Linked DNA regions of Mus musculus: region 2 is linked to region 1. The links are chromatin loops, found by intact Hi-C in ENCODE. Cell type or tissue: heart. All regions are shown on one strand.

The links. A loop is a pair of places that touch in the nucleus more often than their neighbours do. Peaks named below come from ENCODE experiments on the same cell type or tissue, not always from the same donor. Only the 100,000 strongest peaks of a DNase experiment are listed, where the experiment ranks them.
Region 2: a loop joins it to region 1, with 3 times the contacts of the local background. A loop is called at or near these places in 2 of 42 quality-filtered maps.

Annotation. Positions count from the first base shown.
Region 1 is chr16:19,719,996-19,727,995 of GRCm38, reverse strand. It overlaps the pseudogene Gm17799. Among named protein-coding and RNA genes, the nearest start is that of Lamp3, 18 kb to the right of the region's middle. In heart, a CTCF peak has its summit at 3,679 (motif pointing left); no DNase peak of the experiment used is centred here.
Region 2 is chr16:20,422,005-20,430,004 of GRCm38, reverse strand. It overlaps Abcc5 (ATP-binding cassette, sub-family C (CFTR/MRP), member 5), which reads left to right and starts at 3,611. Exons shown (of 30, transcript NM_013790.2): 1 at 3,611-3,757; 2 at 7,520-7,700. The coding sequence starts at 7,572. In heart, CTCF peaks have their summits at 3,792 and 4,001 (motif pointing right); DNase peaks (open chromatin) are centred at 3,594, 3,994, 4,554 and 5,624; H3K4me3 peaks cover 3,028 bases; H3K27ac peaks cover 1,978 bases.

The DNA of each region.
Region 1 (8,000 bases):
CAGCAAAATCTTTCTGGCATATGCAATAGTTTCTGGGTTTGGAGGTTGTATATGGGATGGATCCCAGCATGGGGCAGTCTCTGGATGGTCCTTTCTTTCGACTCAGCTCTGAACTTTGTCTCTGTAACTCCTTCCATGGGTATTTTGTTCTCCATTCTAAGAAGGAACTAAGCCCACTCACAAAAGAATACACATGATATGCACTCACTGATAAGTGGATATTAACTCAGAAACTTAGACTACCCAAGATACAATTTGCAAAACACATGAAACTCAAGAAGAAGGAAGACCAAAATGTGGATACTTAACCTATTTCCTAATGTCAAAGCTAGTTGAGAGATTAATCCTCAGGGATTACTTGAGACTTGTGAAGAAACTTTGGTTCCTTAAGCCTTTTACCAACTGTGCCATCAGCTAGGCATGAGTCAAATACTTTTTGAGCATTTCATTTCCTTAAGAGGCATAGGGAGCATGTCTGTATTGACTCTCCTTTTATACTGGTTACAATCTGTCCTCTGAAATATTCATGGCCTCTCTAATCAAGGGTCCAGATGACTCATCAGAGCTGTAGGATCCTTTGAGAGATATCTTATAGCTCTCTGGAACCTAGTTGACTTATACATATGGGCCAACTCTTGACATCTATGCATGTGTTAGTATAGGTCTCTCTGTATGGTTATTGAGCACCCAGATGTCAATTATATTACCATTAAGGAACAACTCTTGCTTTTAAAATGTAGCTGTTGAATGCCACTGAGATAAAGCTTGACAGAGATCCTTTTTTTAAAAATAAAGCCTAATGTAAGACGTTGTTTCTTAATTAGTACCTGACACATTTAGTACAGAATAAAAACAATTATTTTGATAAAACATAAAACCTTTGTTCTGTAAGCAAATTAATTACATAGGGAAAGCTGGAAGTACAGGGCTAGGTTGCACTCTCAATCTGCAGACTTGGAATAGCAGAGCCTAGACGATCACCTTCAGATGAGAACAGCAATCTATGAAGATATGACTGTAACCTGGACCAGGGCTTTGCATGGCCTGAAAGCCTGTTTCTTTTCCAAGCAATAGGGATTTTCTTTTCCCTTAAGACCATATATAGAATCAGAGTGGAAACAATGATTTATCAAGTAACAGCTTGACTAAACCTTTTAAACTATTTATCCCTAAATTTTAGCCCTAGAATTTACCCCTAAAATTTTAGTTATATTATAAACTAGAAATAATTTGGAGTAGCTTAGAAGTCTCAATTAACATGTCCACTTATTCATAAGCCAATCACTGCCATATATATAGAAAGATAAGCACGTGTAAACATACTACCATGCATGTTGTGGTTTGGTTCTTTGTTACTGTGATAAGACACTGACCAAGAGCAACTCAAGAAGGAAAGAATTTATTTGGTCTTACAGGTTATAGTATATCATCATGGGAAGCCAAGTCAGGAATTCAGAGCAGAACAGAAATTGAGTCAGAGACCATGGGGACCACTGCTCACTAGAGAAAGCTCACTTTCTCTGGATGTTCATCTAGCATTTTTACACAGTCCAAGCCCATCTACAGAGGGATGCTACCGCTCACTATGGGATGGGCCCTGGGCCCTCCCTCATCATTTGAATCATGAAAATACCACACAGACATTCCCATAGGCCATGAAGACAGTCTCTCAATTGAAGGTCCCTCTTCCCAGGTGTGTTAGCCATGGAGATTAACCAGCATAATACACAACAAATAGATGTTTTAAAAAATACCAAAGAATTTGTATCATTTGCCAATTTATGCATGCAGAGAAGGAACCAAAAGCTTCCTTTTAAAATTAATACTTTCTTTCTCTTTAGCTTAGATTAGACAAGATAAGAATCCTGAGAAACTGGTTTTTGAAATACAACAGAACAAGTAGTTAGAAAATAGCTTTTGCCTTTTAATGATAAAAGCTAAAATTTATATCAAAATGTAATGCTCTAGTTATTATTATCTTAGGATTTAATAATAGCAGCCTCTGTCATATAAGGGTAATCCAAACTGCTTATAGGTGCTAATTTTTATTGTTGGTATGGTAGCTCCTAAATATCCACCATGAAAAGGAAATTAACAGAGGTAGTCAACAGACATATATGTCTATGATTTTGCATATATTATTGCCTTAATAAAAGGCTCATATTTAACATTTTATGTTAGGAGTATTTTTGAAGTCTTAAGCATTCAGGTGAGTAGTAGACATTGTTGGGAATTCATTGAAGATTCTAGTCCTCATGGCCCTGCATTACTGCCTGCGTCTGTCCCTTCTACAAATCTTTGGGTGATACCCAAAGTCACCCAGCCAGTGACACTTGCCATGTTCTCTACCAGGGATCACATAGCCATACTTTTTGAGTATGGATCTCCCCTAATTCTGCAGCTTCCACCTGCTCAGCTCGACCTCCCATCCTGTCTCCATTCCTATGGAACTTCATAGTGACATTAGCCCTGTTTCTCACCAGTGACCCTGTAGTCACTGGTAGAGAGAGGCATAGCAGCGTAGGCCCAGATGGGCTACCTGTGCTCCCTCCAGCTGCCCATGTCACATTCAACATTCAGGGTTTCCCTGGAACCCACATCCTGTGCCCACATCCAGTCTAGTGAATTTCTTGAATCCTATTATACTTGTGCCCCATTAGATTCAGCAGACATAGCCCAAGCTGCACCAAATAAAATATCCTATTTCCGTCTTGTCCCCCTGGGAGCATTTTAGTGCTCCATCCTGTGAGAGTTCGAGAGAGCAAATGAGAAGCAGAGCCTTGTTTTTTGTTTTTAGATTTTTTTATTTTTATTTCATGTGTATGTGTGAATGCCTGCAGGTATGTTTGTACACCACATACATGCAGTGCTTGAGAAGGCTGGAACAAGGCATTGAACCCTAGAACCAGAGCCACAGGCAGTTGTGAGCCACCATGTTAATTTTGGAGACTAGATGGGTCCTCTGAAAGATCAGCCAGTGCTCTTAACCCCTGAGTCATCTCTCCAGTCTCGCTTGAAAAGCAGGTTTGTCTCTTTATGCTTAAATTCCTTTATCATTTATTTTACATGATGGGATTAAACACAGCCTTGTAAGGATAAACATGCAGACGCTCTTAGCCTTTGTACCAAGTTCTCTGTTAGCATCTGACCCTCAGCCATAGTTATCCATCATCCTCTGGAAGACAAGAAGAGGAGCCCAGGCCTTAAGCGTGGCTTTAGAGAAGATCCTCTGCTACCAATGGAAATCGTGAACTTTGGTTGACATTCTGGGGTTGAACGTTAGGAATGTGCTTAGTTTAAAGGAATAGAAAAATATTGCTGGTTTTAAAAAGAAATGAACTAACCGGAGCTCTTGACTCTAGCTGCATATGTATCAAAAGATGGCCTAGTTGGCCATCACTGGAAAGAGAGGCCCATTGGACACGCAAACTTTATATGCCCCAGTACAGGGGAATGCCAGGGCCAAAAAGTGGGAATGGGTGGGTAGGGGAGTGCGGGGGAGGGCATGGGGGACTTTTGGGCTAGCATTGGAAATGTAATTGAGGAAAATACGTAATAATAATAATAATAATAATAATAAAAGAAATTAGTTCACTCATTTAACATCTTTGCCAATAAGAACTGTCAGCAGGATATACCATGGTTACATTCTGCCACCTAGTGGGTAATAAGAGAAAAGGCACAATTTTGTCTTCAAATTCTAATTTATCAAAAACATTTATTTTGTTAAGGCTACTTTATCTATCTATCTATCTATCTATCTATCTATCTATCTATCTATCTATCTATCTATCTATCTATCTATCTATCTATCTGGGGTGCAGCTAACTTTATTGATGGTATTCAAGAGAGTAGGGAGGGCTCCCTAGGCCCCTCCTGTTATTATGCGGGTCTGGGATGGAAACTGTGAGGGAGATGCTCAGTGTTGGGGGCAGAGTTGGGATAGGGACTCCTCAGCAACCGAGGGCCTCTCTTTTGCTCTCAGTGTCCTTGCTCGGGTGGGTGGTCCAGGGTTTCTTACTTCTTGGAGGCCATGTAGGCCATGAGATCTACCACCCTGTTGCTGTAGCCGTATTCATTGTCATGCCAGGAAATGAACTTTAAAAAGTTGTCATTGAGAGCAATGCCAGCCCCAGCATCAAAGGTGGAGGAGTGGGAGTTGCTGTTGAAGTCGCAGGAGACAACCTGGTCCTCAGTGTAGCCCAGGATGCCCTTCAGTGGGCCTTCAGATGCCTGCTTCACCACCTTCTTGATGTCATCATACTTGGTAGGTTTCTTCAGGCGGCTTGTCAGATCTACAACGGATACATTGCGGGTAGGAACACGGAAGGCCATGCCAGTGAGCTTCCCGTTCAGCTCTGGGATTACATTGCCCACTGCCTTGGCAGCACCAGTGGATGCAGGGATGATGTTCTGGGCAGCCCTTCGGCCATCACGGCCCATTAGCGGGATCTTGCTTCTAGAAGATGGTGATGGGCTTCCTGTTGATGACAAGCTTCCCATTCTCGGCCTTGACTGTGCCATCGTGGGTGGAGTCATATTGGAACATGTGGACCATGTAGTTGAGGTCAATGAAGGGGTCACTGGTGGCAACAATCTTCACTTTGCCAAGTGGAGAGCAGACAGCAGCCCTGGTAACCAGGCGTCCAATACAGCCAAATTCGTTCACACCGACCTCCACCATTTTGTTTACGGGAGGAGGCTGGCACTGCACAAGAAGATGCGGCATTAAGGCTACTTTAAATTTACTGACAGCTTTATTTGGTAAATTCTACTCAATATGTTTAATCAGAATTACACATTAGAACTATAAAATTATTAAAACTATATTCCCTAATCCATGCAGGGAACCATGTGGTGTGAACTACAGCATTTGTCTACGAAGGTCTGTGGTTCGCTTTTCCTCTTACCCAACCTCAATTAACAGTCTACTTATTTTGCCACACAGCCTGAAAGTGACTTCAAAACTCAGAGAACAACTCCTTTGCCAGCTGCTGGCTTTGAGGACAGTCATTCTCCACATATTGCAAGAATGTATCTGTCCTTTAAAAGTTTGCTGTTATCAATCAATCAATCAATCAATCAATCAAACAAAAACAAAACAAAAAACCCATAAACCACCAACCACCACCAACAACCTGTCAAACCTTTCCCCCACCACATATGGTGTGTGTGTGTGTGTGTGTGTGTGTGTGTGTTTGTGCGTGTGCATGTGTGCTCTAGTTTAAAACCATTTGATACTTTTATAACTGGTTTCATATATCCTGAGAGTATATGATGATGAGGCATGGCAAGTGAATTCTACCCCAAAATAAGTATGCTAACATACTGGAAAGACCAGAGTTGCCCAGAGCCTTGCTTCAGTTTTACTGTGGTGATTACTAGCCATGACCATCACAAGTACTATTTATTGAATTTCTATGATGAACAGGGATCTCATTTTTCTGAATTATAGCTAATCTTCTTACCAGCATTGTAAACTAGGAATTATTCTGATTTTAGAGATTTTTTTTTTAAAAAGAAGTTGTGTGGTCAAAGAGAATAAATGACATCTCTATTGAGTGGCAGTGAGACTCAAACCCAGATCTGCTGATTTTGAGCAGTAGATAGTGGCTGCCTCTCTGCTTACTTGCATCCGTTCTGGTGACTGAAAAGATCCTGACTGAGACTGTGTGCCTTCAGTGCTGCTAAAGCCTTTATACCCAAGACAGGGCAGTAGAGCCTATGTCAGTGAAGGCAGGAGAGGACTAAACATGTAGATGACTTAAGGTACAAGCAAAGGCAGATTAGGAACTAGCAGGGACGAGGCAAGGGAGGGACGGTTGTTCAGAGGTCAGGGCCCACTTACGGCCTTTGGCCTGATGATCAATAACTGTCATGGATTTGATGCCTACGAGCTACCCGCTTCTCCCTGTGTTCTGGTGCTTGGACTGCAGAGTGCTCTCCAAGATTTACAGGGCCTGAGAATCCTGGGCTTTCCAGGAGCCATGGTGCGACCAGGTGAATAGAGTATTGTCTCTGTATCAACATCCCTGGGAGGCTGAGGTCCAGAACATTTGGATGTTGAGATGTTGTGACTTCCCCAGCCCCACCTCCTGTATCATGTTTTCAGCTCTATTCTGTAGAATAGAACAGACCCTGTGGATGGGAAGGGACAGGATGAGACAGACAAGGGCATCACTGAGTGTAAGGGGAAATTCTGCCCTATATGTTTTCATTTTAATTTTGTTGACCTTTTATTTTCTATGTATACACTATGTTGAGATATAAAATGTGCACTTCTCAATGAAAACCTAGCTCTAAACCAGCTTGGGGTCCTATGGGTGTCCCATTTACCTCCACATTCACAGAGGAGGTGGAAGAGCAGCAGAGGCCACTGGCTTCCATTACTGAACATGGTAGTTTCTTTCACTGTCTCTGTCACAAGTGGCACAGACAGAGGGAAGTGGACCCTGAGTCTCAGTAGAGCTTGGAGGATCTGTCTTTTTTATAAGTTCAATATTTTTTATATTTTAGAGTGGACATGGCTAAGGTAAGCCCTGGAATAGTTGAGCTAAGTGCATGACAGCCCTCTGTTCTTTGCCCGGAGCTTCCCTCTGATCTCTCTCCTTTAGGGAGCCAGTAACAGCAAACAATGTTTCCATCTTGGGGCATCCCTGCCCCCAGGGCTCAGTCTTCTAAGTAGCCAGAATTCCTTAGGCCCGCATTTCTATAATTGCCTGCCAATTCTTCCCTCCTTAGTATGAGAGTCACCAAGGTGGACTTGCACCCTGTCTGTCAGCAGGTGGCTCTGTGGCCCCTGGTATCTCAACACTGTGTGTGCCTTTCTGGATCATAGAGGGTGGTGACAGAGGACAAGGCCCCTTGCAGACTTTACAGGAAGCCTGTTTTTTTCATCTTCACTGATGTTACTGACATCAGTAGGCACCAGTGTAGGACAATCACCTAAACATGTCTCATGTGGCATTTCCTATAAGGAGCAAACACGACTGAGCCAGGTCCCTCTGCTATCATCCCTCACCAATTTCTCAAGTGTGGATTGGCTATTTATAGGTTTAACAAGATCTCCAAACCCAAGTAACTTAAACCTACAATAGATGTTCACAGTTTTCAGTGGACAGCTAAGTAGTTCTGGGTGTCTTACTAGGGTCCAAGAAAGCAGCTAGCGAGCATTACTTGTTTCTGGAACTCCACTTCATCACATCCTGCAAATTGGCTGGAACTTGTCTTTCAGTTCCTGGGTTACCTCAGGTCCCATCCAACCCAGGGTGCAGAAAGCACTTTACATTTTTTTCTTTAAGATTATCTCTTTCACTTTTGAGATTATAATATAGTTACATCATCCCTTCTACCTTCTCCTCCTTCTAAATCTTCCTATATACCTTTCCTTGCTCTGTTTCAAATTCATCACCATGTTTTTCACTAACTGTTATTGTATGATTATGTATATCCATATATAAATATAAATATAACCTACTCAGTCTGTCTGTATAATGCTACTTGTGTATCTGCATTTCAGAGCTGACCATTTAGTACTGAATGACCAATTGGCTTGCTCTTCCCTGGAAAAGACTGTTTCTCCAGCTCCCAGCATTTCTTAGCTGTCTGTAGTTCTTTGTGTAGGGTTAGGAATCTCATAGGTCCTCTATCCACTTTAGCATGTCTATTGTTGTAGTGCTTGTTCAGTTTATTCTTAGGCAGTCATATTGGTGAGACTTTATGGGTGTAGCTTCTGACATTACCAGAAGACAGTTTCATAGCACATTTCCTGATCCCCATGGCTCTTAATCTTTCTGTTCTCTTCCACAAAGTTCCTTGAGTTTTAGGTGTAGCAGGTGTTTTGAAGATGTATCAGTTGGGACTGGGGTCCACAATTCTACATTCTTACTCGTTGTAATTTTCTCTAAGTCTCCATCTGTTGCGAAGAGAAGAGGATGAAAACTATATTCATCTGGGGGTATAAGGACAAATATTTAGAATATACTTAAGTAGTATGCTGG
Region 2 (8,000 bases), 700 kb before region 1:
ATGTAATTATGAGTGTCTCCTGGTTTAGTGGTGGATCCATCAGGATTTAGATTTAATAAGGCTTGCAAGTTAGGAATTTAGTTGTGCCCAGCAATTGAGTCACCATTGTTTCTTTTTTCTTTTTTAAAGATTGATTTGTTATTATACATAAGTACACTGTAGCTGTCTTCAGACACACCAAAAGAGAGAGTCTGATCTCATTATGGGTGGTTAAGAGCCACCATGTGGTTGCTAGGATTTGAACTCAGAACCTTTGGAAGAGCAGTCAGTGCTCTTACCCGCTGAGCCATCTCACCAACCCCCTACCATTGTTTCTGAACTAAGTTTGTGTTGTGTTTTACTTCACGCAGTGGCTTGTCTGGGTTCAAGAGAGAAAGGGACTGTGGCAAAGTGTGGGTTTGCCTGAGGTGTACCACAGAGGTTGTGGCATGAGGCTGGCATGGTAACGACCCACCACTGGGAACTTAGTGAGCTGGGTGGAGAGATTTTGGAGTTCTGAGTCAGAGAGTCTCCACAAGATAAAATCAGGCCAGTCATTGCCTGCCAGTGCATGGATGGCCAGGCAGCCGGGGCAGAGAGATGCTGGCACAAGAGCGGAGTGAGCTTGTTCATTTTTAATATTTCCAGCAACACTTACCCTACAAGAAAAACAGGGATTAGAGATGGAGAAGAGACTGAGGGAACAGCCCACCATTGACCAGCCCAACTTGAGACCCATCCCATGGACAAGCACCAATCCCTGACATTATTAATGATACTCTGTTATGCTTGCAGACAGGAGTCCAGTATGGCTGTCCTATGAGAGTCTCCACCCAGCAGCTGACTCAGACAGATATAGACACCCACAGCCAAACAGTGGATGGAGCTTAGGGACTCTTAGGGTAGAATAGGAGAAAGGACTGCAGCCCCTAATGGGATAGGAACTCCATAGGAAAAACCACCAGAATTAACTAACCCGGACCCTTGGGGTTCTCAGAGACCGAACCACCACCCAAAGAACATGTATAGGCTGGACCTAGGCCTCTCTGCACATATGTAGCAGATGTGCAGCTTGGTCTTTGTGTGGGCCCTGAAGAACTGAGCGGGGGCTATCCCAAAAGCTGTTGCCTATATGTGGGATATGTTCTTGTAGCTGGGCTGCCTTGTTTGGCCTCAGTGGGAGAGTAAACACCTATTCTTTCAGAGACTTGATGTACCAGGATTGGGAGACACCATAGGGGACCCCCACCTGCTCAGAGCAGAAGGGGAGGAGGGATGGGGAAGGTTTGTGGGAGGAGGTGACTGGGAAGGAGACAGTGATGGGGATGAAAACTGAATAAATAAATACGAACAAACAAGCAAACAAACAGACCAACACTTACAGAGATGTAATTCAGTTGCCAGAGAGCTTGCCTCTCATGCTGGGCTTAGTCACCAGCACTGTTTATCACCCGTAATTCCAGCACTATGGAGGTAGACAGGAGGACCAAAGGTGCTGGTCACCTTTGCCTACTTGGCAAGTTCAGCTTCTGAAATCCCAGAGATTCTACCTCAATTAAAGAAAGAAAAACCAGTTATAACTTGTGGCTCATCTTTTCAATTAATGACATCTCACATATGTCAAGGCCCGAGTAGCTGCTGCCGGTCCAGCCACTTTATGTTGTTATTACTGTTACAAGGAAACTTTCTCATGCACGAGTTGATTGCATACTCTGTTATGTTTTTTTTTTTTTTTCTTTCGAGACAGGGTTTCTCTGTATAGCCCTGGCTGTCCTGGAGCTCACTCTGTAGACCAGGCTGGCCTAGAACTCAGAAATCTGCCTGTCTCTGCCTCCCAAGTGCTGGGATTAAAGCGTGCGCCACCACGCCCGGCTCATACTCTATTATGTTATGTGCTTTGATGCTCTTGGAAACCAATCACAACAAAGGTCAGTAAGAACTGCTTTGTATAGTTAGCTACAGCAAGCACGTCCCGCACTGGTGAATGAGCCTTTATGGTTTTTGCTTTTATAAGCTTCTCCTGCACCAATGTAAGAAGTTATTTGGAATAAGACTTCCATTTTGAGTAGGGGTTTAATAGTTTTAAATTCCTAAGAACTCTTTGGGGTTTGACATCCTACATGGCAGAAAAAGATATGGACATGGGTAACTGATATCCTGGTTGGCAAGTTAAGGCATGGATGTTAGGCAATGCAAGTTGATCCCCCAACCAATGGGAACAGGATACGTGTACAACAAAGACCTGCTCCAGAGGAAGTCCTTATCCCTAAATCCTGATTGGTGGAAGAACTTGACACAGATGTTTGTGGATTTCAGACTTAAAAAGCTCTGTAGATTCTGGCTCGAGGTTGCAGTCAGCTCCTGAGTCTGGTCTTTGACCCTGATCAGTCAGTCCCAGGACATACGCTCCATAAACTATCCCTGTCTGCCTGAGATCAGTGTTTGGTGGTTTGTCTGGCGACTCCTTGACCCCAACAATATATATCTTAATTTTAAAATAGTGAAACATAATCAGCTTTTTGTTATTATGACAATATGACAAATACCGGAGAAAACATGAACTTAAAGGAGAAAATACTTATTTTGGCTCAGGTTTTTATCCATGGTGAACTGGTTTTGTTAGTGTGTGCTCGGCACAAGGCTGAACATCATGACAGGAAGGGGTAACACACATCTCTCAAAGGTATACTTCCAGGGACCAACTTCCTTTAACAAGCCTCCAAGTCCTCATATTCTACTAGCTTCTAATAGTGACATGGAACAATCAGTCAATATTAAACCGTTCATTAACTCAGAGTCTTCATGATCCAACTTCCTGAAAGCCCAGCTCTGAACACTGCCTATCTTCCTGAGCTTTCTGTGTGTCAAATATACATCCTGTCAATAAGTCCAGCTTTATGACATTAGTGTTCACAGTAGCTAACTAGGTAGTTGTATGATGGACAATCCAGTTTACTTTCTTTTTAAATCCCTTAAATGGGTAACCATAAACAAGCCCCGGGTAGTTTAAAGGTTGGGAGGCATGCAATAGAGTAGTCTTTATATTATGATACTAAAATAGATAAAATAGAAAAAATAAAACGACTAATGCCTCGGGAGCTTTACATTTATTTATAAAAATAGATTGATTAGTTAGTATATCATTTTGACATCCCTTGTCACTTTGGAAATTGCGATTCTGGCATTTCACTACTTAGAAGTCAAGAAGCTGAGATAGATGGGTAAGAGAAAAGATCCAAAGGTACCATTCATGCAGAACGTGGAGGACTCATGCACCCATTAAGTGACACCACAGCTAAGAGTTGGGGCTGGACAGAAGCAGGCTATGATGACCTTCACGATGTTTTCTGGCACGTGGAACCGCCGCATAGATTTGGAAGTTCCTGACTTTGAACCTCTGGCTGTCAGAGAATACAGCGCCACCGGCTACCCCGACCCGCCTGCCCAGCCCCCGTGACTAAGGCAGAGAAGGTTCCAGACTGGGCATCAGAAACCGGGGAAGGATGGGGCAGCACGAGATGCGCGCGGGTACTGTGAGCAGCCTGCACCCCATCCCGGGCACCAGCGGTGCTTCTGGGAAACGTAGTCTTTTGCGGTGTGCGGCGCTGGGGGCTGCCGGATGAGGGACTACGATTCCCTTCGGTCTTGCGCAAGCTTTGTGCATCGCGCTTGCGCGTTGTGGGGGACTATGCCGCTATAAAGGCTTGTTTTGCTCAGGGTCCGATGTTCGCGAGCGTGCCCGGGCTGTTTGCTCTCGTGTGGGGAGGCTGGGGTGCAGGTAGGTGACGGTTCACGCCTTTTTCATGCAGTGTCGGAGGCTGTCACGGGCTCACTTCTTTGGGCTCTCCAAGGCGGGGTGGGCGGTGGGAAGCCTCGGACGGGAGAAACGGGGCCTGTCTCGTTCCGATCTCGCGCGGTCCCCGGCTTGTTGGCGACCTCGCGGGCTGTGCGGAGGTCTAGATGTTAGAAGGCAGGAGGGGAGGTTTGATGGGTGGTCACGGCCGGCTCCACTCTCCGCGCGGCCACCAGGGGGAGCTGCGTTCGCTGTGGGTGGGTCGTGGAGCCTGTGCTCGCAGGCCCGGGGCTGGCATGGGAACGCCCTAGGGCCGGGTGGCGGAGCTGTCCAGAGAGAAGCCCCAACCTCCCTCCGGGACTGGAGGCTGTCAGCCACTTACTACGTAAGTCATTATCTATGTTTTGTTTTGTTTTTTGTTTGTTTGTTTTGCTACTGGTATGTGGAGGTACGTGGCATCAGCACACACAGCGAAGCCGAGGTAGAGATGGGAGCCTAGATCTTCTGTCACCAGTGTCCTTTTCGGTGCTGACACGCAAAGGAGCTAGTGGCTTTGTGTTTATAACACCTGGATTTGGTGTTTTCGTACAGATGTGGGAGTCTCGATGCAGGTGGGCACAGGAATGACCGGGGAAGTCTTGAGTTCCGAAGGGAGAAATGGATGGGTTTTACTGGGGTCTCTGGAGTAAGTGACAGGTGAGGGAGCTTGGAGGCACAGGTGGGCCCTGGGGGAGAGGTGGGGGGGGCGTGATAAGTGGTTCAGCTTCCTTGTAGCTTCCAGTAGCTTCCAGTAGCTGCAGGGCCTGAAGGAGCTTCCTGAGGCGCCTAAAACCTGAGAGATGTTGCGATAACAGAACTTGGAAACACCAACCTGGTTAGTTACAGTTCTCCAGGCCTACACAATGCCCCTCCCCCCTGCAGAATCGTCACATCCACCCCTCTTCACTGGAAAGAGAATTTTAGAGCAAAACCAGGTGGCCCCCAACCCTGTCAGTTTTGAGTCGGGGTACTAATGTGAGAGTCCCCACTTTGTTTATTCTTCTTTCTCCCTTTATAGTGCTGGCTTAAACCAAAATATGCCAGGTTTTCCTAGTCCTGATACACACACCCTTTCCTTTGGATTTGGCAGGGCTGGGGACTGGAAAGAACCTCTGGCCTACATGCTTTTATCACTGAGCCTAAGTTAGCATTAGTTTTATAAAAAGACTTTACATTAGCTGCAAGGGAGTTGTCTAGAAAATGGGAAGTATGAATTGCTCTTTGGGCTGGAGAGGGTCCTGGTGTAGTAATCCTTTCTTAGTTGATTGCTTCATATCCATATTCACCTTAGCCCTACTCTACCGGCTTCTGTGTGTTCTTCTTGTCATATCCCAGACACACAGAAGATGGTGGTCTCCTTGTGTTCAGTGTGAAGAAACAGTAACTTTATGGCTACTCAGGTGTTTGCATACTTTAAGGTGCTGCACCTTTATTTATTTATTTATTGAAAGTGAAGCTATGACATTGGTGAAGATCATGGGGACAACGATTCCCCATACCCCATTCTTATAGAAACTCGCTTTGTCTGGAAGGTTAGGGAAGTTAGAATAGGCCACTGAAGTCCTATCTTATCTCACCATTAGGAAAACAGTTGTTTCTGTCAAAACTGTCTTTGCTACCACAGTCTGTGTGTACACTTTACCGGTTCCGCTTCATAATATATGATTGAACACACACAACTGAGAAAAAACATTGCCTCGTACAGTTCTTCGATAACTTTCCCTGTTGTTCTTGATGTGTTTGGTGTTGTGAATGGGGTCCCTTGGGCTCCTCCCTTTTAAGCTTCCCCAGCCCCCTCTTGCCTATTTTTAAAGTAGCGAGTAATCTTCCTCTTCCAGATGACAATGGCAGATGCCAGATCTGTTTATAGCTTGGCTTTCGGAAGAGCCAGAGCCACAAGCGTTGTTTTTGCTTAGTAAGCTGGTTTTGGTTTTGTTTATAGTGTACACAGTCATTGGGCTAGGTGCTCTTTCTTTCTTCCTTTCTTTCTTTCTTTCTTTCTTTCTTTCTTTCTTTCTTACTTTCTTTCTTTCTTTCTGTCTTAAATAAACAACTTATCTGTATCAACTTCCAGTGCTTGAACCAGAATTCTGATAAGCAAAATGGCCAGTCCAGCCCTCATTGGAGATTTGAGGGTCTTAATTTTTTTTTTAAGATTTATTTATTATATCTAAGTACACTGTAGCTGTCTTAAGACACACCAGAGGAGGGCGTCAGAGCTCATTACGGATGGTTGTGAGCCACCATGTGGTTGCTGGGATTTGAACTCAGGATCTTCGGAAGAGCAGTTGGTGCTCTTAACCACTGAGCCATCTCTCCAGCCCTTTTTTGGTTTTCGAGACAGGGTTTCTCTGTATAGCCCTGGCTGTCCTGGAACTCACTTTGTAGACCAGGCTGGCCTTGAACTCAGAAATCCACCTGCCTCTGCCTCCTGAGTGCTGGGATTAAAGGCATGCGCTACCACTACCCGGCTTAATTTATTATTATTATTTTTTTTTTACTTCAAGGATTAATAAGTATTTTTCTTCTGATGATTTAAAAATGAGTAATAGGAGCTTGGGATGTACCTCTGCTGTCAGAGTGCTTGCCTGAAGTTTGCAAAGCCTTGGGTTCCATCCCCCGCACCAGATAAACTGGGCGTAGTAGTGCAGTTTTGAAATCCCAGCTGTTGTGATGTAGAGTCAGGAGGGTCAGAAGTTCAAGGCCATCCTTCGAAGACCAAGAGTAGGAAGCCAACCTGGGCTACTTACTTGAGATCCTGTGTCAAAAACAGCAATGCCTTACAGTTGTCAAAATTTTGTGCTGCAAGAGACACAGTCCTTACTAGTGTCATCATGGCTGGACTTATGGACTACAGTGTAGCATGGCCATATGTCAGATATCTGTGGTGTTTTCATTATCTGTTGTTCAGGAATTTGAGCTTCTGACAACGGGGGACCTTCTAGAGGGGCAAGTATGTGTTTAGTTTTTAAAAAGTGGCCTGTGCCAAACTGAGGACTGGAGTTCCATCCCCAGAAACCTGGATGGTAGAAAGAGAGAACTGACTCTTGCAAGTTGCAAGTGTACATGATTATCTTTGTTTTCTGTGTGTCCATCTGTCTGTCTCGTACCCACCCCACCCTATAAATAAGATAAATGCAAACTTTTGAAAAAAGTGACCAGAGTTGATACAGAATGTTGACTGGAATTAGCCAGACAGGCAGTGGTGTGGAAACACAGAACAGAGTTTTAGGAGTAGACCAGGTGATGCTTAAAAAGGTAGAACATAGACCCTTTTTCTTTATTCTTTCTTTCTTTCTTTCTTTCTTTCTTTCTTTCTTTCTTTCTTTCTTTCTTTCTTTCTTTCTTTTGAGTCAGGGGTTTCTCAGTGTAGTCCTGCTGTCCTGGAACTCGCTCTGTAGACCAGGCTCATCTTGAACTCAGAGATCTGCCTACCTCTGCCTTCTGAGTGCTGGGATTAAAGTTGTGCACCACTGTGTCTGGCTTGGTAAATTTTCTTGATGCTAGAACCCTTTGTTTGTTTGTTTGTTTGTTTGTTTGTTTGTTTGTTTAAAAAAAAGAAAGAAACTGAAGGGATATTTAAAATAATTTTGTAGCTATATTGGTAAAGAAGTGTCAATACTTTTGTTCCGTTCTGTTTTAAAGCACTTTGGCATATACTTTAAGCATGATTAGGAGGCATCTGCTTTTGTAAATTTTTAATTTCAGAATTTCTGAAGTGAAAGGAGGAGTCTGCACCCTGGTCCTCTGTGTGGTGAAGATGAAAGATATTGACATGGGAAAAGAATATATCATCCCCAGCCCTGGGTACAGAAGTGACAGGGACAGAAGCGCTGTACCAGGGCAACACAGAGACCCCGAGGAACCCAGGTTCCGGAGAACAAGATCGGTGAGTGATTGCCTCCCCAGACTTGGTTCCTACACCATATCTCCTTCTTTTCATATGATACAGATTTTATCATTTTATTTTTCTTTATTGGCTTGAAGTCCATGTTAAGATTCCTTAGGCTGGAGCGTAGCTCAATGGTACGCTTAGCTTTCATGAAGCCCTGGCTTCAGACCAGCTTCACAAGAAGGAGCTGGTTCACGAAGGGATTGAGAAGTTGTCTTGTGCTGCCTGTGTGTGTGTGTGTGTGTGTGTGTGTGTGTGAGAGAGAGAGAGAGAGAGAGAGACAGACAGACAGACAGA